3 separate regions of the Homo sapiens genome follow, and regions 1 and 3 are each linked to region 2. A link is a loop called in an ENCODE intact Hi-C map of the cell type or tissue named here. Cell type or tissue: heart right ventricle. All regions are shown on one strand. Each heading gives the region's core, and the rest is flanking DNA. Links, peaks and the distances in the headings are about the cores only.

Region 1 (10,592 bases), core at 3,576-8,575, 1.3 Mb after region 2:
GGCTGGCAGCATGCTACATATGGCACCTCTGGACTGGTGAAAACAGTTTTGTTTTAGTCCTCCTTTCATGGGCATGACTCCTCTTTCCAGCTGCTTCTTACTCAGGGGCCTCAGTTACATTTAATTTAGAATCCGGGGAATACAGCCTTAACTCTTCTACAGAGTGAATATGAAAACTCTACCTCAAGACATAGGAAAAATTCCAGTGTCTTTTTTAGGTAATGGGTAATTTCTGGCACCTGGGGATTTTCTTTTCTTATCTTCCAGCTCAGCTATGCTTCTTATTTTGCTTTTATTTTGCTTATTACTTTTTGCTGTCATAAATTATGCAGCTCGTCTCTATGTTTAGAATGGAGGTGGGAGGCCAGTGTTGCACAAGAATCGAGTCTGGCATGTTGACTCAGAGACTCTGGCCAGCACCACTTTGCCTGGTGGGGAAGGGTGCCCTCAGTGCAGATTGAGACCAGGTGCACGAAGAGTGAGACAGGCAGAGCAGGGACAGTGAGAGGGAAAATAAGCAGGTGTGAAGGTCTTCACATGGCAACAAAAAACTCATGCCTTTGTTTCTTTGTAGGACCAGAGGTCAATGGAAATTTTTAAGTATTAGCAGTGCATGGCCAGAATTATTTTTGAAGATATTCTGGCAGTCTGTAAGATAATTGATGATAAGGAGTGTAAAACATCTAGTGAGAAAAACAAATTAGAAGGCAGATGGTAGGTTAAGCTGAGATTATATGATAAGGAAGATCATTAATGCAGTAGTAGTTATAATGGATAGCAGGCTAAATTTAGGAAAAGTTCCTGACGTAGACTTGCAGTATTTGGTCACTAATGAAGAATGAGGAAAAATAGAGCTTGGGAGGATACTGAAGTTGCCATTTAGCAGGTCTCTTAGTCCATGCAGACTGCTATCAAAGAATATCATACAATGGGTGGCTTATAAACAACATATATTTATTTCTCAAGTTGTGGAGTCTGAGAAGTCCAGGATCAAGGCATGAACAGGTTATATATCTGGGGAGGGCCTTCCTCCTGGTCACAGGAAGCCATCTTCTCCCCATAGCCTCACAAGGCGGAGAAAGTAAACAAACTATCTGGGCCTCCTTTATTAGGTACAGATCCTATTCTGAAGGCTCTGACCCCATAATTTAATTACCTCCCAAAGGCCCAACCTCCTAATACCATCAACTTGGAGATTAGGTTTCGCCATGTAAATCTGGAGGTACACAAATATTTGGTCCATGGAAAAGGTACAATACATGAAGTCATGAAAAACTAGCAGGTCAGATTTGGATGAGGCTGTACCATACCCAGAAATCTGTCTAGTGGTCACATGAAAATGGTGCTCAAATAAAATAGTCAAAGCTAGAAACATACATTGAGGAAATGTGAGGCACACAGAAATAAAGTGGGACAGGTGGACCACATCTCTAGATTATGGTAAAGCAACAAGACATCAGAGCCAAGATAAAACATGTGAGGATCCCAACTGTTAAGGAGCAAGTGAGGAAGGAAGAACAAACAAACACAAATGAAAAGTAACAGCTAGAAAGTACAGAAAGAGAATACAGGAGACATGGCAGCGTTGAGGAGAAGCTGCATGTTCTAAAGAGAGAATCGATCATCAGCACGCACTGCAGAAAGTGTAATAGGAAAGATACTGCAAGTAAGGAACACATGGTCAGCATTTAGATGTACTGAACCATTTTATTCCTTAAGTGGGGGAGTACTGAAGAAAATATGATAAAATATTCACACAAGTTATACTCTGGATGGTTCACTTGTGGATATATTATGTTGTATGCTTCCTGTACTTCCTATGTGTCTAGAAATATGCAATGTGTCGTTATTAAAATTTAGTAGAAATTTAAAGTGAGAAAATTCAGCTCCTGATTAAGTTGGGCAATTAAAAGAGCTTAGCTACCTTATTAAACGTCTCTCTGCAGTAGTAGTAGGCACACATCTCAGGTCACATTGGATGGAAGGAACACGCTGGGGAGGAGGTGAGGACCAAGAAGACAGTCTATTCCTCTAGAAAGTCTGGAAGTGCAGGAATGACTGCAATTAGAGTAGTTGCCTGAGGTGGCAACAGGATTGAAGGAAGAGTTTTTAAAATGTTTAGCATGGGTCACCGGTTTGTGGACTCATAACAGAAAAAGAGAGATTTAAGATTTAGGAAGAGGCACAGGAATAGTCACTGATGAGTCCTGGAAAACATAAGCCTTATTCAGGTTAATAATTATAAGCCACTTGGGAAATTTTTAAGTGCAGTATTCAAATTATCAGTTACTACTGAGCAACGGTTCAAATCTAAACACCAGTTTTCCTGGACACAGAATGTGTCTTAAATAGAGATTTCCTATCCAAGCTTTACAAGGGCAAACTCCACAAAACTCACTCTCAGAAAATGCCCAACTTGCCCTAGGGGTGGACCGGTGAGAGCACCTTATTGTTTCCCAAATCTCAAAGAGCCAGGGAGATAGCAGGCAGCAGGCTGATGCTATGTGCAGTAGTGATTGATTGCTGTTTAGTAAACCCTTCTGTAAATACAGACATCCAAATTTCTAATAATCTCAGAAAACAGATAAGCAAAATGGATCTTTAAGACCTCTTTCAACTGTAATTTCATCAACATGTAAATTTTTATTAAATCTAAGATACAGTAAAAAGAGTCTAGTTTTAATAATTAGTTTAATTGGTTTCAAATTGTTTGTATGTTTGGCATAAAATTTTCAACTCAACAAATGGAAGGAAGCTAGATATAGCTTAGCATCCAGAGAACATTAGCTTTATCTTAGCTTTTTCTGCATTATCAATGACAAACATTTTTGAACATCAACTATACGTATATGAAGCACTGATCTAGGCATAGCAAGGATTAAGATAATAATACATCTGCATTCTAGGAATTCACATGCCAGCAGAGGAGACAAGCAGATGCAAAGCCATCTCAATAAGAGCAGAATGTGGGCTGAGTGTGGAACTAGTTTGGTAAAATTTTAAAATGGAAATTTTGTACTCATTTTACATTTTGCCCCAATAACAAATAGGTAATTTTAGATATAGAAGTGAGGAAAAAGTAAGAATACATGGGCTACCTGTAAATCTGCATATCATCCTTGAGATGAGAAAGCTTCAAAAGGCAATGGCATTTGCAGGGGCCGAAGTGCACCAGACTCAAAACCTGGACCTGAATTTGTGATTCGTGTCCCACTCTGCCACTTTCTACCCTGTGTAAGCTTAGCAAGGAAATTTAATCTCTCCAAGTCCCTGCTTCCTCATCTGTAAAATGTGGCTAGTGATTCCTACCTCAAAGCTATGCTAAAGATGAAATGAGATAATGCATTTTGAAACTGTCTTACAAATGTAAAGCTTTATATAAATGTTAGTTACACATACACATGAAGGGAGTCATAAAAAGAAGAATGTTGTTAAATATTGAATAACCTAAATACATCTGCAGAGAATATGTATCCTACGTGTAATGTAAATACTCTCAGGAATAAAATATTCATTAGTTTAATAAAAGCAATGAAATCTATGCCCTAGTATTCCTCCTCATTAGTAACCCCAGAAATGATACATGACTTTTGATTTGATATGATTCCATATAGGAGATAGTATGTTTAATCATCTACATTTTAAATTTCAGTTTTAGATTATTAGGATGGGGGAAAGGGTTTTTTTTTCAAATATGTTTCACATTTTTATAAACCTAGACATAGCCAATAAAACTACAAAGCTTCTAGCAAAGAAAACACATTTTCCGCTATGAGATCATAAAAATAAAATATTGATTACACTGGGTAGTATTTTAAATTAACTCACAGTGCTAGATTTAATCACATTTTATGATTATATGAATTACTGTTTCTCTTTGCTTGCTTTTTTTTTTCTCACTAAAGACTACACGTTTTAAAGTTTCTATCTATCATTTCTGCACAGAAGCCACAATTAGTTTACTTGTATTTTAAGTGAACTCCACCTCCTGTGCCTAAGAAAGATAACAGTATATCAAACCAATAAGCCACAGTGGTAGAGTCAACAGAAAATTCAAACCAGAATGGGTCAAACATGAAGGGATACATGGAGGACAGTTGTGTGGATCTGGCTATGGGTTCTGATTTATAATAATGGCTTACTCATTTCTGCAATGTACTAAATAGGCTTATGGCTTTTCATGGTTGAAATGAAAGGATTTGTTACATATTACTTGGAAAATGTAAAACATCTAGAAAGAGTATTAGGAATGCATACATTTGCTTTCTAGATCATAAAACCAACATAAATAATTTAGGCCAGACTGGAAAACTGTAACTCACTGTTCCCTAGCAAGGCCCATTGCTTATCCATATTTGATGGAACGTACATATTTAATGAAAGAGGAACAGTATTCCATTGCACACTGAAATGAAATGCTGGTTGTTCTGTAATTAAAGGGAAAGGAGAAAACACCAGGTTTGCTTTTCACAATTCAGCTTCCAGGTGGTGACTCTTGCCTGAGGGAGAGGCCTGCCATTTTCTCCTGCCTCAGTTCTTTCCATTTCCTCTTAAAGCTGAGAGGCAGAGGGCAGGAACCGTGTTCGCTTGCTCACAGTCTTTCTTTAAACAGAACTCTCTGCAGATATTTAAAGCCCATTCCAGATGTGTTTGCCTCACTACCCCAGGGAGATTAAAGAAGAGGCCCAGAGGACTTTTTAATCTATGGGCCAGTTTTGTATACTTTCGTAGAAGGCTTTGGCCTATATCTGAGACAGAACTGGGCAAGGCTTTGCAGTGCCGGGATGTGAAAGGAAAGAAGAGCACATTTCATCCAGACTACTCATTTCTGTATTCGCATAGAGAGAGACACACTGAGATCATGCATTTTGCCTGAGTTTGAACACAGAGAGAAGAGATGCACAGGGAGAAGCCTGAGAAACAAAGCAAAGAACAAGGAACATTGCTTTGTGGCTTGCTCATGCTCAGAATTTAACTGTCCAACATGTAGCCCTCTGGGTAAAAATGCCTATGTAGCCAGAAAGATCCCACAAACCTACAAAACCCCTAAAAAGTCATATGTCAAGGCTTGATGAATCATTTATACCTTGACATGTATTAACATAAGGCTGCTTGCTGTGTTTTAGGAGAAATGAGCTACAGAACAGATGAGTCTTTCTGGGAAAACTTACACAGATCCAGGGCAAGGAATAATACTCCAAAAAGAACAATCAGTGATCACAGTATATATTGGCTGGTATCCCAGTACTTACAGATCCGTACTGGGGACACAGGCCCTAGGAATGTGGGGTGGAAGGAGCTCTGATTGAAGGGGTCACAGAGTAAAACTTTAGAACCAACTCAATATACGTTTATTTCATACATAATGGCCTTCCTGTTACAATGCAGGCTATCAAATCAATATGTCTAAATGATTCAAGAGTAATGCAGACTGGAATATTGGATTGCAGAGGGCAAACCTAGAGCTATTAGGATGAGAGAGAGAGAGAGAGAGAGGGAGAGATATTTCTCTCTGTGGGTACCTAGGAGAGGAAAAGAAAGGAGATACATTGAAGAGAAATATCACCTTCTCAGAATCTTGCCTAAAGTCAACCATGTCACTACATTCAGAGTAAGTACAGTCATTGCTATTTATTTGTTTATTTTTTGAGAAACAGAGCCACCCTACCATTTTCAGATTCCTTTTCAGAGAGACAGAGGTGTAGGGACTGTTGAATGGGCAGGCTCATGGGCAGGCTCAGCGAAATAACAGAAGGGAACTCAAATCTCAGGCACAACTCTGTGGCCAGAAGCATTAAGATCTCTTTCTTTTTAAAATATAAAGATTGAGTCATCCACTCCCTAAAAGGGATAAGGGGGAGGATTTGGCTATGTAATTGGCACATTGCCACATTAGCTCATATGGTAGATGAACAGAACTATATGCTTTGATTCCTAGCAATGTTCATGGCTTAATGCCAACTTCAAAACTTTAAAAATGCTATTCTACTGTCCATAAGAGGAAATTTGGGAGACCAGTAAGGAATTGATTTTCTCGGGATATTTCCAGTGAAAACTCAGTTGAAAGGAGACGAGAAGAAACAAAATAATTATTTGTGAATGTCTTTAATTGACACAAAAACAGAAGACATCAAATTCAATCAGCAATCAACTCCTAGCCAATGAATGCATTTACTAAATTATCCGTAATACATTTATCCTCAAGATGAGGGCCTGGAAAAACAAGCATTCTAATTTGCTTCACCATTAGATTTGACATTTGGGCTCAAAGTTGTCTTTTAAAAGGTACAGAATACTAACCTACACAGATATTGAGTTTTCTGTGTAATTTCTGTCTTAGTTTCTTTGAAGCCTTTTCCTCTGCCTCCCTCTACTGATTCAAATGCAGCAAAGCAGAAGAAACCCAAGTAACTGGTTTGGCTAAAAGTTTAAATTGGAAGAAGAAAAAATACAGGGAACTCCAGGCTCCTCACGCTAAATGGCAAGGTAACTTGCTCGTCAGTCCTATATTTCTCTTAGTTTGGGCATTATCTTTATCTTCTGTTTTGTGCATTTTTTTTTTAGAATACCAATAATGAGATCTTTAGAAGTAGTGTAGAATAAATTGGGAATATCCAGTCAAGATACTACAGTAGAGCAACTATGATCAGCACTGGTCAAGCTTTTCGGAGACAGAGCTGGCTCTTCAGAACTGGGTGGTTTTTCCTAGGAATGCAGGAAACGTGATGCCTATGCCCCTCTAAAAGATCAAGGGAACGCAGAGAAGAGACGACACAATGTCAGGAAATCGTGGCCCCTGCTTTCTGCCAAGCTCCTCAAGATAAGGACAAATCTTACAGGAACAGAAGAAGCTGAACTACATGCCAATCACATTCAACAAGTTCCTATCAAATGTCTGAGCTACAAGTTGACAGAAAGGAAAAATGGAACACAAAAGCACTTGCATTATGCACTCATATTACATGTGAAGTGTGTGAGTGAGAGGACGGGTGAAAATGTCCACTTTAAATGACACTAGGAAGGCTTCACTAAAGACATGTTTACAAGCTCTCAATTATAAGCACCTTAAAAGGATGGGTTTCCCAGCACAGAATCAGAGATTACAGTGGCATCATGGAGATAAGGGTGGAGGTCTACAGCAAAACAAGACGGAAAAGCTTGCTAGGGGTAGAGATGTTGATAGCATCAAATAATATTTCAGTGTTATTTAATTACAGTTATCATGTGCCATGGCTTTACACATTAACTTTGTTTATAAACTGTGATAGTCTTCAAATTATTCAAGGGCATTCCGTGTTATACGTCCTGCCATACTGTCATTGAGAAACACCATGATTCTGATTTTTAGTACACTTTCACATTTACTTACGCACCATTTATCTGTCATATATATTGTACAGAGGCTTTCCTAAGCCTTCAGAAACAAATTAAAAGTGACCTTTACTACCAAGACATTCAGTCTAGCAGAGAAGTCACAAATATATTTCATTAATAGCAATACTATGTAATAAGATAGAAGATAAAAAGTAAACACAGTGGATATGAAAACACACAGAAGAGAAAACACAGGTGGAGAGGGAACAGCGGGGAAAAACACAGGGAGTTTCCCTAGATGAGGGACACATGAGCTACCCATCTGCCATAAGGTGCCCAGGAAAGACCTGAAGACATGAGTGAGACTTTATAGACTAGTCTCCAAGTCAGCCTCCAAGAATGGCAATAATTATAAGTTCAATAGTTCTGAATCTCACAGGATGCTAAGATCAGTATCTTCCATTGTTTCTGCATTCCTTTATCAAGTAAAATCTCATTGAGTGCTTACATGGAGCACTTTTTTTTTTTTAACTCTTTTAGGTCTCTTGAACACAGCAGGAAAACTGGAGAGTCAAGGTTATTACCCTCCAGGAGCTTCCAGCTGGGAGACAGGGAACAAACTAGTGGCTTACTGACCAGGGAGTTTGGCTTACAATAAGCCCTAGAAAATAGGGTGACATGTTAAAAGGTGAAAGGGACAGGGTGAGGGGAGCATGCAGAAGCTGGTCACAGACAGCTTCTTTGAGGCACTGATACGTGAGTTCAGAACTGAACATGAAGAAGGAGCAGGCAAGTAAAAAGTTGAGGTGGGACGGGAGGCATCCCCTGCAAAAGGTATGGCCAGGACAAGCACTGAGCCTGAAGGAGAGAAGGAAGGTCAGTGGGTGGAATGCATGGATTGTGGGGAGGTGCATCAGGAGAGATTGGAAAAGTAAGCAGGGCCAGAGGGGGATAAGGAGTTTGGGGTGTATTTTAAGTGCAGTGGAAGTGATTGAAGGAAGTTAATAAGTAGGAGACGACAAAGCCTGATTTACCTCTGAAGACAGCCACACTGGCTGGTGATAAGTGGAGAATGGACAGTCGGAGGAGAGGGCAAGAGTGAAAGCAGAGACCGGATCTGAGGCCGCTCGGGAGCTCCGGCTAAAGACAATGGTGGCTTAGACTAGAGAGATGACAGAGATGGAGAAAGTGAGGTCACAGAAGAGCAATATGGTGCAGATATGAGAGACAGAATGATTTTCAGTTGATTCCTGGGTATTTGGGAGATAACCTGGAGGGATAGTGGTATCTTTTACTGACCTTTGGTATTTTTTTTGAAAATTGATTCAAAAGGGATGATTAGAGAGTTAAAGTTTGACAGGAGGAAGGTGGGCAGCTTCTTATAGGCCAATGTGGTAACACAAGGAAATGTGTCTGTACAGGACCGGAGAGAGACCAGCAAATTCACAAAATTCTATGGGACCCACCCTCTGACAGCACTGTTTGTTCCCAGAGCATGGGATGGGCCTCCTTCTGCTCTCCCTGAGTCTGAGCTTGCGGTCTTCTTGGTGGCTTATGAAGGGAACACGCTGCTCCACCTGTTTCTAAGTGGGGCTGAGCAAAGGGGAAACAGTTCTTTAAAAGAGAGGGCTGGCCGGGCGCGGTGTGTCATGCTTGTAATCCCAGCACTTTGGGAGGCCAAGGCGGGCTGATCACGAGGTCCAGGAGATCGAGACCATCCTGGCTAACATGGTGAAATCCCATCTCTACTAAAAGAAAAAAAAAAAGAAAATTAGCTGAGCGTGGTGGTGCGTGCCTGTCATCCCAGCTACTCGGGAGGCTGAGGCAGGAGAATCTCTTGAACCCGAGATGCAGAGGTTTCGGTGAGTCGAGATCGCACCACTGCACTCCAGCCTGGTGACAGAGCGAGACTCCGTCCAAAAAAAAAAAAGTTGGGGGGGAGCTTACGCTTTTCATTAAATGTATACTTAAAATTTTAAAAATAGAAAACGATGGGCCAGGTGCGGTGGCTCATGCCCGTAATCCCAGCACTTTTGGAGGCCGAGGCGGGAGGATCATGAGGTCAGGAGATCCAGACCACGGTGAAACCCCGTCTCTATTAAAAATACAAAAAATTAGCCAGGCGTGGTGGCAGGCGCCTGTAGTCCCAGATACTCGGGAAGCTGAGGCAGGAAGATTGGCGTGAACCCGGGAGGTGGAGCTTGCGGTGAGCCGAGATCGCACCACTGCACTCCAGCCTGGGCGACAGAGCGAGACTCCGTCTCAAAAAAATAAATAAATAAATAAATAAAATAAAATAAAAAACTATGGATTTACAATCTTTTAAAACCTAGAGATCTGCTAGGCCTTCTAACTCATTTTTTTATAAATGAGAAAATACAGACCAAGAGACAATAAGTGATTTGCTAAATTCATACTGTGTTGCTGTTACTAAGAGAGCTTGTGGCCTTATCTGACAGTTGATGCTGAAGTATTTTCTTCATACCTCTGAGTCTCTCAAGTCAATTTCAAGTAGTGCTCAAGACTTTGCTAATCTACAAAGCCAGATCACATGATTTGAGACAGAATGGGAAAAACCTTCTTTTCCTTTATACACCCAACGATGCCAACCTGGGGTAGTTGTTTGTGATGGCCTTGCTTTCATTAAAAATAGACTATACAAAAGCTAAGCAATAAAATTTAAAATAAATATAATAAAATTATGTCAAGATTTAAACTTATCTTCACATAATTAAGTGGAACCACCCAGGACCTTTGATTTAGTAAACAGTAGTAAAATATTTTATCTTTCCCAAATCTTAACCTGTTTTCATTAATTATGTGGGTTCACCAGCAGAGGGCGACGTGATACCTTTTTTCTTTTTTGCCCCCTCCCCCAACAAACAATTTAAAACAAGTGGCTAGAAAATCAGAATCCCCTTGATTACATCCTATTGATAATTCACTATTCATAGGAGCAATTAGGGATTCTCTTAATGTCAGCAGAGTATACTTGTTCATTCTTTGGGGTAAGGATATGAGACTGGGTGATCTGGAGGACTTGCTGAGAGCTGGTAGGAATTTGAAGCTGTTTCCATGAATGTTTCTGCTGTGTGAGTTAACGAACTCGAGCTAGCATGGCAAGGTCATGTTATTTAATGTGAAAATTCTTACAAATAATGTTTCACAATTAACATTAAAAAGCTTGTTTTTGAAAAGGATCTGATTTTTGTTTCACAGACTAAAACTGGGAGTTTCATCTTCAATCAAGCTGGAAGACCCAAGACTATTATTTTGTT
Region 2 (10,592 bases), core at 3,271-8,270:
GATTAATAAGGTTGGTTAGGACCAAATGGTGGAGAGTTCAGAAGTTGCAACAGATTTGGACTTTATAGTCAAACAAAAGATGCATTTGGTTTTATACAAGCCTATATGTGGAGGACCCTTTATTGTTATAGGTATGTTCATATACTTGTGTTAATTAAAACAACTTTAAGCTTAGGTCTCTCTCTCGCTCTCTCTCTATCTCTACCTCTGTCTGTCTATAATCTATCTATCTATCTATCTATCTATCTATCTATCTATCTATCTATGTATCTATTATCTATCTACCTACCTACCTACCTACCTATGTATCTATGGTAGTGGTTAAGTCTGTAAATTTAAAAAGTTGTGAAGTTTGGGATCAGTTTGTCAGAATTTAAATGATATCCTTCAACTCTTGCCATCTGTGTGACCTTAGGCCAGTGACTTCATCTCTCAAGTCCTAGTTCCTTAATCTGTAAAGTGGAGTGTTGATGACAATACCTGGCTCATGGGTTACTGTGAGATAGAATGCCCTATGTACTACGTGGCAAGGTTCTTGGCCCTGGGAAGCACAAATGTGTGCTGGTGTCTTCATCATTAGTAATGATATTAATGCTGCATGGAGAGGTTGCTACCTGCCCTGTGTCCAAGCCCGGACAGCTGGCATTTCTGAGCAGAGGAGGAGCACAGAGAAGTGGTGCTTTGGGAAGGTTGATCCCATAGATCTCATTGAAGACATGAACCTTGCCTTCAAGGCTTCAAAGGCTGGTTTGGATATAAATCATTCACACAGGAAAACATAGCAACACAAGATGGTAAGTAAGTTCCAGGTGAATGACACGGAGAGGGAAGCCCCTATAAAGATTGTGGGTGATGAGATAATATAGGTGAGAGAGGAGGCATGGAAGAAGTGAGTTCTGGGATTGGTTTGATTCTGGCCTTGACTGTGGCTTTAGGCAAACAGAATATTATTTGTTTACATTTAAGATGAATTTCTAGGGGAAGCCCATGCAAAATAGAGTGTAAATATCATATAATGCTGCCTTTTCCTACATAATGTAACACTATGCTTTTTGGGAAAAAAATGATTTGTTTCTGTATCTAATTCCCCTAGCTAGGCCAGGGATAGCCAGCCCTCTTGAAGACATTAAAAGCCAGTAAAACCTAGTTAAAAGGTGTGCATCACACTGATTCTTGAAGGTAATATTTGAGTGAGCCGACTGAACTGACTGAATAGCAGTCAGACATTCTATTAAGGTGTTGGGGTGGAGAGAAGGTGAGGGTGCATTTTATTTCTTGCACCTAAGAAGATATGGTCAAACATCTCTGGAAAGGTATGTGTGGGTTTTCATGAAAAAATGTGGTATTTAGTAGAATGCTATAGTTACAATATTATTTTCTTGGTGAAAGAATAAAAACAATACAAGTAAAAAGTATGTAAATATGTCCCAGAAGAATGGGGTGGAGCTGTGGATGCCCGGTGGATCTTGACCACATATTTCATTGGCCTTGACTTGGCTTAGGAACTTCTTTACATGGCCCAAGGTGCTCTATGAAGCTAATTGTTCATCAGTTATTACACAACTATGAGTTGCCTCTGTGTGTAAATATACACATATCTGTTACCTAACCAGAATTTTGGTGGAGTGCATTTCAGATTTTCACTTTGACCTCTCCTACTCCTGAAGAGAAATGTCTCTTTTCTGCTCAATTATAATTTTAATCCAGATTCTTCCTCCCCTTCCTCTTCTTTTTCTGTCTTCCCCCTTCTTTAAATTTCTCCCCTTCTTCCTCCTCCCTCATCTTCCTTTTCTTTGTCTTGGGTTCTCATATGGAATCGTAATATCTCACTCAGATGAGTAATTTCTTATATCAGGGACTACGTCCTCATTCCAAAGGACTCTCCTACCCATCATCACGTGTCTCCCTTCCCTCTTGCAGTCTGTTCTTTAGCATGTCAATCTCACTACATGTTATGGGTTGAGTTGTGTCCCACCAATATTCATATGTTGAAGTCCTAGTCCCTTATATCTCAGGATGGAAGTTTATTTGGAAACAGAGTCATTGCAGATGTAATCAGTTAAGATGAGGACAAACTGGATAGGGTGGGCCCTAATCCAATATCACCAGCATCCTTATAGAAACAGGAAATTTGGACACAGACCACACACAGGGAGGAAGGCAGAGATTGAAGTGATGCATCTACAAGCCCAGAAATGCCAAAGATTGCCAGCAAACCACCAAGAGCTAGTAAAGAGATAATGGAACAGTGTCTTCCTCACAGCCCTCAGAAGGAACCAACCCGGCTGACACCTTGATCTCAGACATCTTGCCTTCGGAACTGAGCTAATAAATCTTTCTTGTTTAAGTCATTCACTCTGTGGTACTTTGTTATGGAAGCGCTAGCAAACTAGTACACACTTTTACAAGTGTTCTTAACGTATGTATACATTTAATCCCCTCTTTTATTTCAGAAGTGACTTGAGATGTTGGTATCAAAGAGATAGTAAATCTTAAAAAGAATTAACATTGGATTTATAGAGTGCAGTTGAAGAAAGACAAAGCAGGAATTCTGACAATAAACTCATATTTCCTCTCAGCATTTATTATGAATCAAATTAATTTGGAAGTAGAAAAAGGTGTATTGATATTTAAACCTGTGAAAAGACTCGTACCTTCACAGAGTTGTTGGCCAAAGTTCTGAGCTTAAGGTTAAACTGCAAGCTCCATGAGAGCAGTGACTCTGTTTTGTTTAACATAGTATTCTCAATACATAGTGCAATATCTGGCATATAGTAGGTACATAATACATTTTTATTGATTGCTTGTCTAGGGAAATAAATTTAATCATGTGGCAAAACAGAAATCGTGGGCAAAACAGAAGGCAGATGCCGTTGCTCAAGTGAGAAAAATATTAAACTGACTTCGTTAGGTCTGAAGAGATGTATTATCAGTTTCTACCTGTCCAATTGGGGGATCATTTACTAAACATTCCTCAGATGTGTAGCTCAATGTAGACTCCACAGAGAGTGCAAAGAAATAATGTTTCATACTCTTTGGCTTCAAGGGGTTTATGATCCAGTTGGGGAAATTAGACATTGAATGGAGATAAGCAGCAATAATACAATAAAATGCTCAGACCTATCTCACTGATGATAATGCTGTGGGAGGTCCCAGGAAGAGGCATGGGTGTGGCCATAGAGATTCACACAGAATGTAGAATGAAGTCTCTCTGAGGCAGTGTCTTTCAGCTGTGCATCCCCAGGGTACCAAAGAGCTTGGTCTTCAAAAAGAGTTTGTTGAATAAACAAATGGGAAAATGTGAGGTTGGCCTAGAGAGTTAGGTTTAGGGTGGGGGTGGAGAAGTATTCCATGTGGTCAGGATTGGCTTCATGGGCATGTCACCCCTAGAGTTGCATGGGGCCCTATTCTCAGAAGGGCCTGACACTTGACTGATGTGCTGCTGCTATATGTTGAAATTCTTAATGACTTTTGGACAAGGGGACTCACATTTTTATTTTGCACTGGGCCCTACCAATTGTGTAGCTGGCCCTGCATATGCTTAAATAGCACTAAAGTGTTTGCTTCACGGATGCAATCTGCTGCAGTGGCACAATGTTTTTAATATAATTTTGAATTCTGCCTGGAAAGGACCTAAGCCAACCTGGTCATTGACAATTCTTAATCCCTTCTTTCTGGACTGTATAGTCGTCACGAAGAAGTTTGGGCTGGGTAAGGAGAGTTAGTTTCTCCCTTAAAGCTTCATACTCGCTTTACTACCAAGCGTTAACAAGAGCAAACCTCAGAAAAAATCAGTCTCTCATACCTGCATTAACTGAACAACCACATGGCCTGTCTTACAGGCTCAATGAAGCCTGTGGATTCCGTCTTTTTGGAGCTCAGGCCACCACTTGCAGGAAGGATTTGTCCACAACTCTAGGTTAGCACAACAACATTACAGAGCAGGATTCTCCAGCCTTATAGCTGGCATCAGGGAACTGATGGCTGAACAAGGGTTCCTTAGGGACAAAGTGGATGTAACAGATACAAGTCTCTCTGGATATACTCCATGGATGCAAAGACAGGCAGCGCCTAGTTTATTTCAGTCAATCCACATATCTTGAGTACATTTATCTTTCCCAATGACAGCCTATTTCTAACTTCCATCATGCTATGACAGGTCACTGTCTTCTCCGATGAAAACCTCTCCCTGATACTCAGTAGGATCATTAGAAAAGATTCAAGTGGGCCGGGCATGGTGGCTCATGCCTGTAATCCTAGCACTTCGGGAGGCTGAGGTGGGTGGGTCACGAGGTCAGGAGTTTGAGACCAGCCTGGCCAACATGGTGAAACCCTGTCTCTACTAAAAATACAAAAATTAGCTGGGCATGGTGGCATGCGCCTGTAGTCCCAGCTACTTGGGAGGCTGAGGCAGGAGAATTGCTTGAACCTGGGTGGTGGGGGTTGCAGTGAGCTGAGATTGTGTCACTGCACTCCAGCCTGGGCAGCATAGTGAGACTCTGTCTCAAAAAAAAAAAAAAAAAGTTTCAAGTGTTGGCTGTGATGTGAATAACAGGAGTTCTTATAGCAGCCACTGTGCTGCCAATCAGGAAACTGGTGGGTTGTCCTGGATCTACACATTTTTATCTTCAGCAACTTGTTAGCTTGAGTGAACACACCTAATATTACACTAACTGTATTGAAGTAGTTAAAAGTAAATGGCAAACACTGTGACAAATGCTTTAGGTAGGTCACATCAGTTAAACAGAGTCCCTGTCACTCCCTAATGTCTTGAACCCATGGCTTCTGCCACGTATGCCCCTGTTCGTCTTCTGCAGTTTTTTGAATCTATGAAGTATGAAGGTTGAGGGTATGGGCGTTGGAAGCTAGGTGATGGAATTTACAGTTGACTCCGCAAGACATTGGTCAGCCATGATAAAAATGGCATGTAGGGGAGCACATGAAAGTTCTTTAAACAGGCACTCTTGAGACGGCTTCGGGTCCCAATTCTGCCATTCCCTGGAGGTATGGATTGGTTGCTACTTCATCTCTCTGGGGCTCAGCAGCCTCCTCTATAAAAAGCATAAACTGGATGAGTGCTTTTTAAAGATTTTTGTAATTCCCAACTGCATAATTTTGTATTCTACCTGGTGGTCATAGGCAGGATGAACTATTTGTGGAAGGAATATAAGTAGAAATTGAAGTTGGGAAAGAATAAGTACATTTTAAAATTTGCAGACATATCTGTAAACATTCCATACATAGTATGGAACGACTTAAATTTATCAGTTTATTAAATCCTACCTACACCTTTATGCTATAGGCACTATGGGACAAAGTTGCTATGTGGTGAAATTTTTCCTATTTATGCACTGATGTATTCACTGTACTCTGGTTAGTGTAGGATTAAAGGTGAAATTTCTTCTACTGGCATCTTTCTAATAATGATTTCATACTTTGTATGCAGAGCACTAGGTGGCAATGTTGCATCTTTTTAAAATCAGTTTTCCTTTTAGAAGAGAGAAATGATGGGTGAGATACTACTTAAAATAATTATTACGTTTTAAATTGTAGCTTATTTTGGAATCATATTTCCTAGGATTTGTTCATTGTTGGAAATGTGACAGGAAATCTTAATCCCTAAGTTCAGAGAAATTGGATTATTTTTGTTGTTAGAGGTAAATATCCCAATAGCTACGTAAAATAAAATCTCTCTTATGGTAATAAGGGAATTTGAATTTCTCCTTTAAAGGGAATTTAGAATCTACCCTGAAAATATTTAGAGAATGGACAGATTTTTTTATTCTCCACAGAAGAGAGTGCAGAAGCCAGCATTAATCTTTTTAAAGTATATCTGTTTTCAGAGAAAAAAAAAAAAGTCTATTCTAAAAAGCAAAGGTCATTTTGGGTCATTATAATCATATACTTTTGGGAGAAAAGAGAAGTTAATCTCACAGAGAGATAACTCTTTGCAAAAAGGCAAATTGCCCAATGCATGGTTTTCTCAAGTGAAGGTGAACTCTTGAAAGAAAGGGAAGTAAGTACACAAGACCAAGGATTTAGAGAGTGTGTGTTATCTCCTGGATGACAGTGAAAGTATAGATTCATCTCTTTCACAGCTACTGGCTCTAGAAACTATCAATTTAGAGGAAAGATTGTTTGTATGTTCAATTATCTGAGATTGGTTTTCTCCAAATACTGTTATATTGACAATGGACAAGTGGTGGCAGGAGGAAGAATGAATAATATGGTGCTAGTCTTATTTACTCTGCCTGTCATTAATGTCACAAATCCTCACTTACTGATAAAACACACACCCAGCCAGTGTCTCAGAGAGCCGCAGAAGGTGGTTTAATATCACAGTTGGGCCAGCAACTCTGGAGCTGAACTGTTTGGCTTATCCTAGCTCCGTAGCTAGGGAGTCAATGTTTCAGGGTCTTGACTTTCTCATCTGTAAAATTTAAAAATTGTGCCTTCTGTCTCTTGGAATTGTGAAGACTCAATAAGTGACAGCTTTAAAAAAAAATCAAGCACAGTGCTTGAAACATAGTAGCTTTTCCCATAGTCTTCCCTTTGTACTGAAGGTTGACCAAAACAACCCTACCATCATCCAACCTGAATTACTGGCCAAAGTAAGATTTATAACTATTTATTTTAATTTAATGTATGTATATATTTTCTACTCATAGCCATTTTCATAGCAAATTCATAAGTTGTTCCACATTCAAAATAAGTCACTGCCCTTTTAAAAAAAAACCCATGAACTGTTCCCCGACAAATAAAAAGCAAAAACAAATAAAAACCCTCATCTATAAAACAATGGCCTCAACAAGTGACTTGATCTTGTGATCAACAGTTTTAAAACTGCCCTCACTTAGAGGTTTAGAAATTCTTAAGACAAATAAATATGGATATGGAAGTTTGGTTTTGATTTGATTTCCTAACCTTATTTAATTTTTAGATTTTTAAAGTTTTTGGATAATTTTCGTTTGTCTAATTCAACAGGCAAAAATAGAAGTGACGCTAGCATGCCCTATGATAAACATTCTTCTATAAGTTGTTGAAATGATTAAACTTTATTGTCATATATATTAGAATACATGTTATATAATACATATATCATGTTACAGATATTATACATATAATATATATAGTCCACTAAATTGATGTTTCTTGGAACTAGTATCTGTGGAAGAGATAAATCTGTGTTCTTCACTGCTAAACAGGAGAAAACATCCACTCTCTCTAAATCATTGGTCTCATCCCTTCTCTTCCTTTCAACGATTCACCTTCACTTGAGAAAACAACGCCCTAGGTAATTTTCCTTGTATGCAAAAATGTCTCTTAGATAGAATAACGTCTTTCTTCTCCCCAAAGTATACGCTTTGAAATAATGAAACCTTGAGTTGAGAAGGTTCTTTCTTGTGAGTGTGACAAGAAGCAGCACAATCTTCCCAAGCAGGCGAATGGGAAGATGAGATCCCTTGTTATGGAAGGATCTCTGGGGACGGTAACCAAGGTGAATGATGATGATGATGATGAAAGCTGAAAGCCAACTGCTCTCCTAGAAGTCCTTCCAAGTAAAGGCCTTATTGACCACCCAGCACGTGCTAGCCATGGGATCCCATCAGTGTTCCTGGGTCGGAGCAGTGGTTCTCAGCTTTGTCCCCTGCCCCACTCGGGACATCTGACAACACCTGGAAACATTTTTTGATTGTCACACCTGGGAGAAGGGCTACCACTGACATCCAGTGGGGAGAGTCCAGGTATGCCACTAAACATCCTACAACACACGAAAGCCCCTGCCACAAATAACTATTCAGTCCAAAATGTCAACAGGGCTGTGGCTGAGAAAATCTGGCTTAGAAAGAGCTTCCTTGTTATGGGATCCAGAGCCCTCTTGTATAGGTTAAAATTGTTAGGTGAGAATAGGATGTCTGGGCCGCAGGTTAGCACTGAGAAAGCCCTGCAGTAGAAAGATACAGAGTTTTTACCCTTTGCTTTTTTGTATCATTATGTCCAGAGAAAAGAAAGCTATGCGTGGGCTATTGTAGAGGACTTCAATGATCTTTCTAAGGAAATTACACAAACTAAAGATTGTATACTACTATTACCTAATTACTTGAACACAATATGGGTTGTCATTCTGGATGAGCCTGTTAGAAATAATCAGTGTTTTACTGGCATGTAAAACAAGACGGAAGTGAATTTGAGGACTAATATTCAATTGAGGCTATGCTACACAGCAGGTACTAGGGATACGCTGGTGGGCAAAAAGTTGCACTCTTCATGGAGCCGACAGACCTAGGGCAAAGACAATTGCAAATCAAATGATAACTTAAATCAATGTAAAATTAGTGTGTGGGGAATGGGTTGGGGGAGATAATTGTATTGTTCTTATTATATAAGTGATATCAATGTCCCTCCCCAACAGGGTTTGTTCAGATGGACACAAGGCCTTCTTCATAATATCCTGGGGTACAAGGTGGGCTGCTTAACCATGTTGATGTATGGAACCAGGGTGAGAATTCTAAAGGAGGGTCCTGAAGGTACAGCAAGGACTCAGTTGAGGCAAGTGGTTCAAAACCAAAAATATGGCCATAGGTCAAGATAGCAGGCATAAGCCAAGATGGACACTAAGGTTCTGAGAAGTTCAGTGATGGAGAAACACACAGAGGGGAAGGAAGGAGAGCCTGGAAGGATCCGCAGACCATGGCTGGCTCACTGCCTGTGACTCTTCCTGTGGAAAAAGCAGAGCTGGCACCCTTCCCCCAGAAAGCCTCTCCCTTAAGAAGGGTCAGGGGGAAGAATCTCCTAGGGTTTGATGATCAAGTGCTCTTAATGAAGTCCTGAAACTTTTTCCTGTGGGGTATGAATCTCTGAAACCACTGTACCAGTTTGCACCTTCTGCGATGTACCAGTGCTGGGCCTGGCCTTGCTATCATCAGGATCCCAGTACTTTTTTTAAAAAAAAAGATTCTCTAATTCCCTGCTAGGTTGCTGGAGTGCATGGTGGAATATGGGGCCTTAGGAGGTTAGATGAAGTGGGTAGTTGAAAAAAACAAGTTGCATGTCCATGGAAAGGAGAATGGAGTAGAGGCCAGAGAGCTGATGACCTCTGTCACCCCAGAGGTGTTGTTAAAAGTTTATACCAGAAGACATGGAATTACCCACTACTTTAAGTCAGCCTCTCCCTCATTCCAATATTCACGGCCTTCTTTTTCTACACCACTGTGCCTCTTTGCTGTTCCAGGCCCTACACTGTTTGTTGTTTGTTTTGTTTTAATGAGGGGTACTTTTTGTCCTTGCCTATCATGAAGGGGCTATCCTCATGAACAGGGACACCGTGTTGCACACTTACAGGAGACATCATGCCCAACACAGTGTGTGAGAATGATGCCCCTGGGCTTACTCAGTGGACAACCCTTGCAGGAAGCTTATGCGTGTGCTGCTGGATAATCCACAGGGGAAGTGCGGGCAGCTGTTGTTACCAAGCCTTCCTCCTGCAGGGATGAGAAGAACGCAGGAGTCTGCCTTGGATTGATGAGCTCCCCCAAATAGGGGGCGGCCAGCATGCCTCAGCTTGATTTCCTTTTCCTCCCTGGAACTGGAGGTCATGTCCTCTCTCAGCTCTGGTTCCTTCCCGTCTCCCTCCTTCCCCCAGGATCTGTCTGCTTGTTTCAGCCCCTGACATCTGCCCACATTGCTCCCACAACCTTCTCTCTCACCACCTACCCTATAAAACCCTTCTCTTGTTTTCCTGGGAAAGGGAAGCTCTTGCCTCTCTCTCCACTCCGTTTACATTATTTTTTATGGCTCACAGTGTCTCCTCTCATTTTTTTAAATCATTTTTTATCATTTGGATTATCCCACCCTTTACCCTGTGATCAAGATCCATATTTGGAAGTTTAAAATCAGGATATTAACTGTTTCTTGTCCTTTGCATTCCTGCTGTAATGCAATGCCCCTGACTAATGAAGCAAGTAGAAACTATTGGAAAGAAAAAAATACAGAAATGAATGTACCAAGAGTTGACCTTTTTGAATTCATGGGTAAATGGCCTGGTCTTCCTACTCTTATGTGAGTTCCAGGATGTGGGAGCCATGTGTCTTGTTCTGTGTTTACAGAGCTTCTGGCATAGTGTCTGACACAAAGCAGACACTGAACAAATATTTGTGGGCTGAATAAATAAATGAACATTATCATTTCTGTGGACATTGTTTTATATCAGTTTAGGGTTGTTTTCAGTTGCACATAAATGAATCATTATTACAGATGTTTAACCAAATGGGCAGCTGTTTTTTCCCTCATACATCTAGAGGCAGGGACCCGAGGATGGAGTAGCTATATGCAGTTGCCACCAAGAAAACAGTTTTTTTTGTTTTTTGTTTCTTTTTTGAGACGGAGTCTCGCTTTGTCGCCCAGGCGACGGAGTGCAGTGGCCTGATGTCGGCTCACTGCAAGCTCCGCCTCCCGGGTTCACGCCATTCTCCTGCCTCAGCCTCCCAAGTAGCTGGGACTACAGGCGCCCGCCACTAGGCCCGGCTAATTTTTCTGAGTTTTTAGTAGAGACGGTGTTTCACCATGTTACCCAGGATAGTCTGGATCTCCTG
Region 3 (10,592 bases), core at 1,972-6,971, 1.6 Mb after region 2:
GACATTGAGCATTTTTTCATATGCTCTCTGGCTGCTTATGTGTCTTCTTTTGACAAGTGTCTATTTATGTCCTTTGCCCTCTTTTTAGTGAGGTTATCCATTTTTTCTTGTTGAATTGTCTAAGTTTCTTGTGGATTTTTCATATTAGAACTTTATTAGGTGTAGATTGCAAATGTTTTTTCCCTTTCTGTAGGTTATCTGTATACATTGTCGATAGTTTCTTTTGCTGTGCAGAAGGTCTTTCATTTAATTAGATCCCACTTATCAACGTTTGGTTATGTTGCAATTGCTTTTGAGAACTTAGTCCTGAATTTTTGGCCAAGGCCAATGTCCAGAATGGTATTTCCTGGGTTTTCTTCTAGGATTTGTATAGTTTGAGGTTTTATATCTAAAGATTTAATCCATCTTGAGTTAGTTTGTTTATATGGTGAGAGATAGGAGTCTAGATGCATTCTTCTGCCTATGGCTAGCCAGTTATCCAAGCTTTCTTGCCAAACTGTGAATAAAAGAGAACTTCCTCAAACTGGTAAAGATTTTTTTAATTAAAAAATAATTCTTAATGATGAAATGTTGAGATGAAGGTGGAGATAAAGATACCCACTTTAACAATTTCTTTTCTACTTAGAAGTGAAGAATGAATCAATGTTATGAAGTAAGAGAATGAAATAAGAATTATAAAGACAAAAGGGAAAAATCATTATTTGCAGACATCACATTGTATATGTAGAAAATCTGAAGGAATTTACAGGCATATTGCAACTAACAAACAAATTAACAAAGGTTCTAAAGTACGAAAAGATGTAAAAGTAAGTGTATCCTCGTATACCAAAAACACACAAAAGGAATGTATATTTTGGAAATTAAAAATACGACAATATCCATAAATAAATCTAACAAAAGATATCATATAAGATCTCTGCATTATTATGTTAATCTAAATAGAGGTATATGTCATGTTTGCATATCAGAAGACTTAATAAAGACTTACATTCTTTCAAAAATAATCTTTAGAGTCCACACTCTAAATACAGGGTCTCAAACCAATTCCCAGAAAAGCTGTGTTATAGTAATTAAGGTTGTGTGCTGTGGGCAGTAGCAGAGACAAATAAACCAAAGGAACTAAACAGAAAATCTAGAAACACATCCCCACACTTTATTATGGTGGAGGTAAATTGTAGTGCAAAGAGAAAAGAAACGTCTCTTCAAATAATAGTTCTGGGTCAATTACACCTTCACATGAAAAATGTCAACATTGATTCCTACTTCACAGTTGATTAAAAAGTAGACTCCAGATAGACTGGAGATCTGAGTATGAATAGTAGAACAATTAAACTACCAGAAGAAAACATAAGAGAACATCCTTGTGACCTTGGAATGAGCGAAGATTTCTCAAGCACAACAAAAGAGCTGCAGTTACTAAGAAAAACATTGATAGACTGGACAATAATCGATTTGTCTCTCAAAAGGTACAATTAAAAGAGTGAAATGTCAGGTCTATGCATTGGGAGAAGATATTTGAAATAATCACAATTCACAATGGACAAACACCCAGAATATGTAAGTAACTTCTACAAGTCAAAAAGAAGAAAACATTGTAGAAAACTGTTTCACAAAAGAAAATATCCAAATGGCCACTCAACATATAAAAAGATGCTTGAGGCCGAGAGCAGTGGCTCATGCCTGTAATCCAAACACTTTGGGAGGCCGAGGTAGGCGGATCACAAGGTCAGGAGTTCAAGACCAGCATGGCCAATATGGTGAAACCCCGTCTCTACTAAAAATACAAAAATTAGCTGGGCGTGGTGGCGTGCGCCTGTAGTCCCAGCTACTTGGGAGGCTGAGGCAGGAGAATCACTTGAACCTGGGAGGCAGAGGTTGCAGTGAGCCGAGATTGTGCCACTGCACTCCAGCTGGGGCAGCGGAGTGAGACTCCATCTCAAAAAATAAAAAATAAATAAATAAATAAATAGGTGCTTGATTTCATTAATTGTTATGGAAATAAAAAGCGGAACCACCATATAGTGTTATAACATACCTATAAAACTCTCTTACACATCTTAGGGGTTTATAAATTGGCACAACCACTTTGAGAAACATTTTGGCAATGTCTGCTAACTGCACACAACCAACCAAAAACTAGAAACTTCCTTTCAACGGTTGAATAAAGTAAAAGTAAATAAAGGTTTATTTACACTATGGAATTCTATTAAGTAATGAGAAAGAATGAAATACAACTGCATACAAATTGGATGAATCACCAAGACAAACTGAACGAAAGAAGCCAGACACAAAAGGGTACGCACTGTATGATTCCATTTAAAGTTCAAAAAAAGAATAGTGTTTGAAATCACAGTAGTGGCTGTCTTTGATGTCAGGAGAAGAAGGGAGTAGGTCAGGAAGGGAACATAAGGGGGACTTCCTGGGAGACAGTGATGTTATTTTTCTTAATCTGGGTACTGGTTGCAAAGATTTCTTCACTTTGTGAAATGTAATCAGTTGTATTCTTATAATTAGCATGCATTTCTGTTTGTCTGCTATTCTTCAGTAAAGTCTTAAAATATTAGTAACAATATTATGTGTAAAAACTTGTCAAGGGATTTTTTTAAATGAAAAACTAGTAAACAGATAACAAAAATTTACATTTTCCATATTGGAAGCAATATATAACGCCACTTGTTCATTGATGAAAAGATAGGCTCCACTTTAATAATAAAAGTGCTGTTTTTTGGGGTGATATAAAAGTGTGCTTGCATCCTATCTGAGCCACAGAATAGGTGCAAACTGAGCTGCAGTCAACTAAAAATCCAAATTCCTCAGAAAGAGCTCTGATTGTCTCAGCTTTTTAGGGTATCTTTGGCCAGAGAGAAAGATCCTGTTTTATAATCGTAGATAATCCTTCTCGAAATATGTGAGAAATTCCCAGAAAAATAAAAAAAGCAAAGTAAGAGTTAGCAGTAATTGGTGGTGGATTCATTTGGGTTATGTGGATGTTAACTTGATTTTCTTATTTTGTGACCTAAGTGGTTATGTTTAGAATGTACATTTCAAGCACAGTGCACTTTTCCCCAGCATGTGGAAAAACAAGGAAACATCTCAAGTGTTCTAACATCAAAATCCAGGCAACCAGATGGATTCCAGAACAATGAAGCTGAGTTTTTCTTTTCTCCTTCATTACTTCTCTTAGCTTGACTTTCTCAAAAAGCTGAGCCTAACATAGCTTATGAACCATTATTTTATTAGAAGCACACTCCCACATAGCAGAAATGAGGAACAAAGCTAGTAAAACAGAAGAGGCAGGGGAGCCAAAACAAGGACACATTACGCAGCTGGCCCTTGATAACTGTGGAAACTGAGCCCTTGCTCAGTTAGTGGAAGCATACCTGAAAAAGCCATGTAAAGACCATGCGATGGCTGGCCCTCAGAGGAGGCAAATACAAAAACACCTTTTAGAATATGAACTCCCCATACTTTGGGGCTGCACACACCTGGGCATTTCTGGGAAAGACGGCTGAGTGTGTGTTGTGGGCAGGAGGTGAAGGACGGCTAGGTGGCACCTGTAGAGAGCCCAGACAGAGCTAGAATGAGAGATGGGGGAGGATAAGTGGGTCTGAGGGGCATAAGAGGAATCTGGTACGATGCCATTAGCCAGATTAGAAAAACATACCATTGTTGCTGCAGCTATGGAAAGCAAATTCAAGGAAAATTTTCATTACCGGTATCATCTGTGATGTGTTGTCTTAGAAAAGATAACACCAAATCAATCTGAATTTATCTCAAGTTTAATATGAGTGTATTCACTTGAACATTCTGTGTCTGAAAATCAAAAAGAAAAATGTAAAGTCTCCCTCTAGTGTCCAAACTGTTATTTTACAATTCTGTTGGCCGTTAGACAAATAAATTTTGACAACAAAATATTGTTTAATCTTGTAGAGAAAAAAAATTGTCATTATGTGATATCAAATTATTAAATGTAAAACAGGAATCAGTAATGTTTTTTATAAAGATTGAAGGGTAAATATTTTAAGCATTTTAGAGCACATATAGTCTCTGTTGCATATTCTCTTTGTTTTGGTTTGTCTTATTTTAGCAACCCATTAAAAATATAAAAATCATTCTTAGTACACTGACCATACAAAACAGGCCAGACTAGATTGCAGTTTACTGACACCCTTGAGGGATGCCACCTGTTGCTAAAAGATACATGTAGTTATTTCTATATATATTTAGAACTAATATTTATTTACTTATTGTATGCCATATACATATTTTGATATGTATGTTTATAAAATTAGGAGGCATTTTGTCTTTAATGGCAAATAGTTACAATGTCAATTGCTTTACAAATATTCTTTGTTTCTAATGGTTTATGCCTAGGTTAAAATTCTGAAGAATCCTGATATTTTGGCAGACTCCTGGTATTTAAAAGAAACTTTATCTCATGCAGAAATTCTTAGCACAGTATTTCTAAAAACAGAGTCTTTTTACAGCTGGCCAAAATGTTTCCATTATACTTTTTTCAAGACTTCCTGTCTAATAACTAGATGGCTCTAGTTGTGTAAATTTCTGAATTTAAAACAGTTTGTTAAAATTCATTTAAAATTTTGATCTACATGTGGTAATTTTGCTCTTAGAAGGTACTCAAGACTGAGCTCAGTGGCTCACCCCTGTAGTCCCAGGCAGGCAGATCACCTTGAGCTCAAGAGTTTGAGAACAGCCTGGGCAATATGGCGAGACCCGATCTCTACAAAAAATACAAAAAAGTAGCCGGGCATGGGGGCCTGTGGTCCCAAATACTCCAGAGGCTGAGGTGGGAGGATCACTTGAGCCAAGGAGGCGAGGTTGAAGTGAGCAGAGATCAGATAGCGCCACTGCACTCCAGCCTGGACTACCAAGCAAGACCATCTCTAATAATAATAATAATAATAATAATAATAATAATAATACTCAAGCCTGTCCACTCCTTCTTCCATGTTTATGATTTCTAACATATTTCAAGATGTTATAATCCCCCACCAGTTTTCCCAGATTTCCCTTTATCTGAGATTTTTGAGATGCCACAAGCAACCAGGTTGTAGAAACTTATCTTTGAATTTGCTGTTTCAGACACAGTGCCTGCTTTTAATAATTATTAGCCTTATTACTTGGAATAAAACATTTATACTCCCTGATCTAGAGAGAAGCAAAATGGCAAAGTGGTTAAATCCAAGCACTCCAATCATAAAAATGGAGATCAAATCCCTACTATACCTCTTATTAGCTGCAGGTTACTTACCACCACTGTACCTCTGTTTCCTCATCTATAAAATATGAATACTAATAGCACTAACATCATAGGTTTCTTGATAGGCTTATTGGCACTAACCTATGTAAAATGTTTATTTAGTGACTGGAACATAAAAACTTCTTAATAATGACTTATAATTTCATATATTTTATCAATAATTATTTGTACATGTAATTTTAGTGCCTGATTAATATTACATCATAAATATGTGCTATGACTCATTTAACAATTTCTAACACTGAGATAATTTTTCAGTTTTGCATTTTAATTTAACAATGCAGTAAACATCTTTGTATATAAACTGTGGTCTCAAAATGAATTAGTATCAAAATAACAGCTATCTATGACAAACCCACAGCCAATGTCATACCAAATGGACAAAAACTGGAAGCACTACCTTTGAAAACTGGCACAAGGCAGGGATGCCCTCTCTCACCACTCCTATTCAACATAGTGCTGGAAGTTCTGGCCAGGGCAATCAGGCAGCAGAAGGAAATAAAGGGCACTCAGTTAGGAAAAGAGGAAGTCAAATTGTCCCTGTTTGCAGATGACATGATTTTATATCTAGAAAACGCCATCGTCAAAGCCCAAAATCTCCTTAAATTGATAAGCAACTTCAGCAAAGTCTCAGGATACAAAATCAGTGTGCAAAAATCACAAGCATTCTTATACACCAATAACAGACAAATAGAGAGCCAAATCATGAGTGAGCTCCCATTCACAATTGCTTCAAAGAGAATAAAATACCTAGGAATCCAACTTACAAGGGATGTGAAGGACCTCTTCAAGGAGAACTACAAACCACTGCTCAATGAAATAAAAGAGGATACAAAGAAATGGAAGAACATTCCATGCTCATGGGTAGGAAGAATCACTATCATGAAAATGGCCATATTGCCCAAGGTAATTTATAGATTCAATGCCAACCCCATCAAGCTACCAATAACTTTCTTCACAGAATTGGAAAAAGCTACTTTAAAGTTCATATGGAACCAAAAAAGAGCCCGCATTGCCAAGTCAATCCTAAGCCAAAAGAACAAAGCTGGAGGCATCACGCTACCTGACTTCAAACTATACTACAAGGCTACAGTAACCAAAACAGCATGGTACTGGTACCAAAACAGAGATATAGATAAATGGAACAGAACAGAGCCCTCAGAAATAATGCTGCATATCTAAAACTATCTGATCTTTGACAAACCTGACAAAAACAAGAAATGGAGAAAGGATTCCCTATTTAATAAATGATGCTGGGAAAACTGGCTAGCCATATGTAGAAAGCTGAAACTGGATCCCTTCCTCACACCTTATACAAAAATTAATTCAAGATGGATTAAAGACTTACATGTTAGACCTAAACCATAAAAACCCTAGAAGAAAACCTAGGCAATACCATTCAGGACATAGGTATGGGCAAGGACTTCATGTCTAAAACACCAAAAGTAATGGCAACAAAAGCCAACATTGACAAATGGGATCTAATTAAACTCAAGAGCTTCTGCACAGCAAAAGAAACTACCATCACAGTGAACAGGCAATCTACAGAATGGGAGAAAATTTTTGCAACCTACTCATCTGACAAAGGGCTAATAACCAGAATCTACAACGAACTCAAACAAATTTACAAGAAAAAAACAAACAACCCCATCAACAAGTGGGTGAAGGATATGAACAGACACTTCTCAAAAGAAGACATTTATGCAGCCAAAAAACACATGAAAAAATGCTCATCATCACTGGCAATCAGAGAAATGCAAATCAAAAACCACAATGAGATACCATCTCACACCAGTTAGAATGGCAATCATTAAAAAGTCAGGAAACAACAGGTGCTGGAGAGGATGTGGAGAAATAAGAACACTTTTACACTGTTGGTGGGACTGTACACTAGTTCAACCATTGTGGAAGTCAGTGTGGCAATTCCTCAGGGATCTAGAACTAGAAATACCATTTGACCCAGTCATCCCATTACTGGGTATATACCCAAAGGATTATAAATCATGCTGCTATAAAGACACATGCACACGTATGTTTATTGTGGCACTATTCACAATGGCAAAGACTTGGAACCAACCCAAATGTCCAACAATGATAGACTGGATTAAGAAAATGTGGCACATATACACCATGGAATACTATGCAGCCATAAAAAATGATGAGTTCATGTCCTTTGTATAATAATAATAATAAAATAAAATAAATAAATATTTGTTTTCAGATGTATAATTATTGGGTCAATAATCTTATACTCATGGCCACACAAGGCTCAATTATTTTAAAAAATGTATGCCAATTTGACATTCCATCAACAATTCTTGAATATCTAAGTGAACCTTCATCAGTATTAAGTATTTTTTAAGTGTTTGCTAATTATTAGGGGTATCAGTAATTCTTTTTGGATAGCAAATAATTCACCTCTCTGGAAATAGTTTAAGGTAAATAGTGTAAATTATTCAGGACTATATACATGTGTTTTAGAACTATGAGATGTCTTCTGGTAAAAGTGAATAAAATAAAGCAAATTTTTTTTAATATTTTTACTGAATATTTTATGTATCTATTGACCACATTAAATCACTTTTTAGTCTTATTTAAATCTGTGGCATCATTTGCTTTTAGTAATCTATAAAAATCTGCCAAATTCCATTTTCTAATCTAATTTTGGGGCATTTCTTCCCCAATTCTCCAATAGTAGAAATTCTGCCTGAATTTCTACTATTCCTATCTTCTTTAGATTAAGGGAGAGGGATTTTTTGACAATATAGCTACACGGGTCATGCGTATATTGATTAAATGCTGAGATAATTTTAATGACATTTTACTCCTTTCCACACACACAAATTGGTCTAAATTAAACAGATTCCCAATAAAATATATATAATGTTATATAGTATTAAAGATACATATAATAAACATTAAATAAAAATATGTTATGAGGGTAGGTACCGATGAAAACATTAAAACTCAGGCAAGGCCCAGTGTGGTGGCTCAAGCCTGTAATCCCAGCACTTTGGGAGGCCAAGGTGAGCAGATCGCTTGAGCTCATGAGTTCAACATCAGTCTGAGCAACATAGTGAAACCCTGTCTCTATAAAACATAAAAAAAATTTAGCTGGATGTAGTGGTGCATGCCTGTAGTCTCAGCTACTCAGGAGGCTGAGGTGGGAGGCTGGCTTGAGCTAGGCAGCTAGAGATTGCAGTGAGGCAAGATCCTGCCACTGCACTACAGCCTAGGTGATAGAGCCAAACATTGTCTCAAAGAAAAAAAAAACAATAACTCAGGCAAAGTAATTACCAAATATCATAATATATTATGTATCTAAAAATAAAAGCAAAGCATATTTTAAATTTTTTGTTAATTCATAGCATGCCTATAGAATAGTGCAATACTCAATATCATTAGTCACAAGGGAAATTCCTGTCATACCAACTGAAACAGAGTCCACAGGACAGGTGGGAAATCACCCAGGGAATAAAACTTTACTCCAAGAATGTAACTCTTTGCAAGCCTGGATGCCAAAGCTGTCTGCTGTAACATGAAGCCAGTTTAATCCAATGGCTGCTGAAACAGCCTGCTGTGATTCTAAGAGTAGTTTTACCCAACATTGTCATTTACCAATCAGAGCTTGCCAGCTCCCAAAAATCTTACTAGTGCCAATGAACTTTCTTTCAGAACACTATGTAACATTCCTCCTTTTTATAAAACTTCGAATCTTGTCTTTGTTCTTCAGACATACTGAAGACCACACAGTCTGTGGTGTGTCCCAAATTGCAATTCTTGTTCCCAAATAAAACATTTCAAATTTAGAAATTTTCCTTTTTATTCAATTTGAATTTGACAACTGATAAACAAAATGTAGTATAACAATGCAATGGAATATTTGCCATAAAAGAAATGAAGTACTGATATATACAACTACATGGATGAACCTGAAAACAGCTTGCTACAGAATGGGGATCGACTGATAATGGGTATAACATTTCTTTTCTGGGGTGATAAAATGTTCTGGAATTACATAGTGGTAATGGTTGCAAAACTCCGTGAATATCCTAAAAACCACCTAAGTGTATACTTAAAACAGTGTATTTTGGTGTCAGTGGAATAGTGAGGGAGAAGAAAAAGAAAAATCAGTTAGGCAGACAGCTATAGGCAAAAATAGAGTAGTCTGGGGAAAACTCAGAATGCCCAGGTATAGAGAGATAAGGAGGCAAAGTCCAGCATAGAAGCCTTTTGTTTTCTGTATGATTAACGGACTCCCAGGAAAAAGTTTCCTCCCCTTTTCAGGCACAATCACCGTGGGCTCCATGGGAACTTGCACAGGGAGGGAGGTTTACATAAAACAGACCCACAGTTATACAAACAAGAGAAGCTACACTTGATGTGCCTGCCGCTGCATAGATAAGGAGAGTTATACAGACAGCTTTACAGGTAAGAGAAGTTACTCAAACAGCTACAGAAAAGAGAATAGTTTCCCATAAAAGCTTTTGCATTCGGCCGGGCGCGGTGGCTCACGCCTGTAATCCCAGCACTTTGGGAGGCCGAGGCGGGCGGATCATGAGGTCAGGAGATCGAGACCATCCCGGCTAAAACGGTGAAACCCCGTCTCTACTAAAAATACAAAAAATTAGCCGGGCGTAGTGGCGGGCGCCTGTAGTCCCAGCTACTTGGGAGGCTGAGGCAGGAGAATGGCGTGAACCCGGGAGGCGGAGCTTGCAGTGAGCTGAGATCCCGCCACTGCACTCCAGCCTGGGCGACAGAGCGAGACTCCGTCTCAAAAAAAAAAAAAAAAAAGCTTTTGCATTCAACTATAAAAGTGGCAACCCACTTGGGCTCCGATCTTCGCTGCAGAGAACTTTCTTGTGTCACTTATTAAGCTTTCATTCCAACCTCACATTTTCTGTGCCTGCTCCTTAATTTTCTTGGTTGTGAGACAATGAGCTCATATAACACCTCAGACACGAGACCACTGACCTGTTTCAATAGGACATTTTGACATGGCAGAATAGGAGGCTCCTTACTCTACTCCACCCACAGACATAGCCAATAAATATATATTCACAGATGACTTCCCTCTGACAGAAAATCAAAAACCAGTTGAGAAACTACTACCCGCTGGATAACTGAGAAAATATCCACATCATAAATGATGACATTAAAAACATGAAATGTGGAATCAGGGACAGTAAAAATACAGTGTGTGTGTTTGAGATCAAAATTAAGGTGTTATTGGCTTAAAATAACCAGTTATAAGAGATTTTATATATCCCTCAGGGTAACTATAAAGCAAAACCTATAATAGATAAACAAA

Evidence for each region. Hi-C counts contacts between places; a loop is a spot of excess contacts. Peaks named below come from ENCODE experiments on the same cell type or tissue, not always from the same donor. Only the 100,000 strongest peaks of a DNase experiment are listed, where the experiment ranks them.
Region 1: a loop joins it to region 2, with 12 times the contacts of the local background. A loop is called at or near these places in 28 of 110 quality-filtered maps.
Region 3: it touches region 2 in a loop (7-fold over the local background); 15 of 110 quality-filtered maps call a loop at or near these places.

The regions. Positions count from the first base shown.
Region 1 is chr2:107,926,821-107,937,412 of GRCh38, forward strand. No RefSeq gene overlaps it. Among named protein-coding and RNA genes, the nearest start is that of SLC5A7, 54 kb to the right of the region's middle. In heart right ventricle, for the core only: a CTCF peak has its summit at 6,370 (motif pointing left); no DNase peak of the experiment used is centred there; H3K27me3 peaks cover 429 bases.
Region 2 is chr2:106,632,779-106,643,370 of GRCh38, forward strand. No RefSeq gene overlaps it. Among named protein-coding and RNA genes, the nearest start is that of CD8B2, 150 kb to the left of the region's middle. In heart right ventricle, for the core only: a CTCF peak has its summit at 5,446 (motif pointing right); no DNase peak of the experiment used is centred there.
Region 3 is chr2:108,191,181-108,201,772 of GRCh38, forward strand. All of the region lies in intron 1 of LINC01594 (long intergenic non-protein coding RNA 1594), which reads right to left. Among named protein-coding and RNA genes, the nearest start is that of LINC01594, 21 kb to the right of the region's middle. In heart right ventricle, for the core only: a CTCF peak has its summit at 3,852 (motif pointing left); no DNase peak of the experiment used is centred there.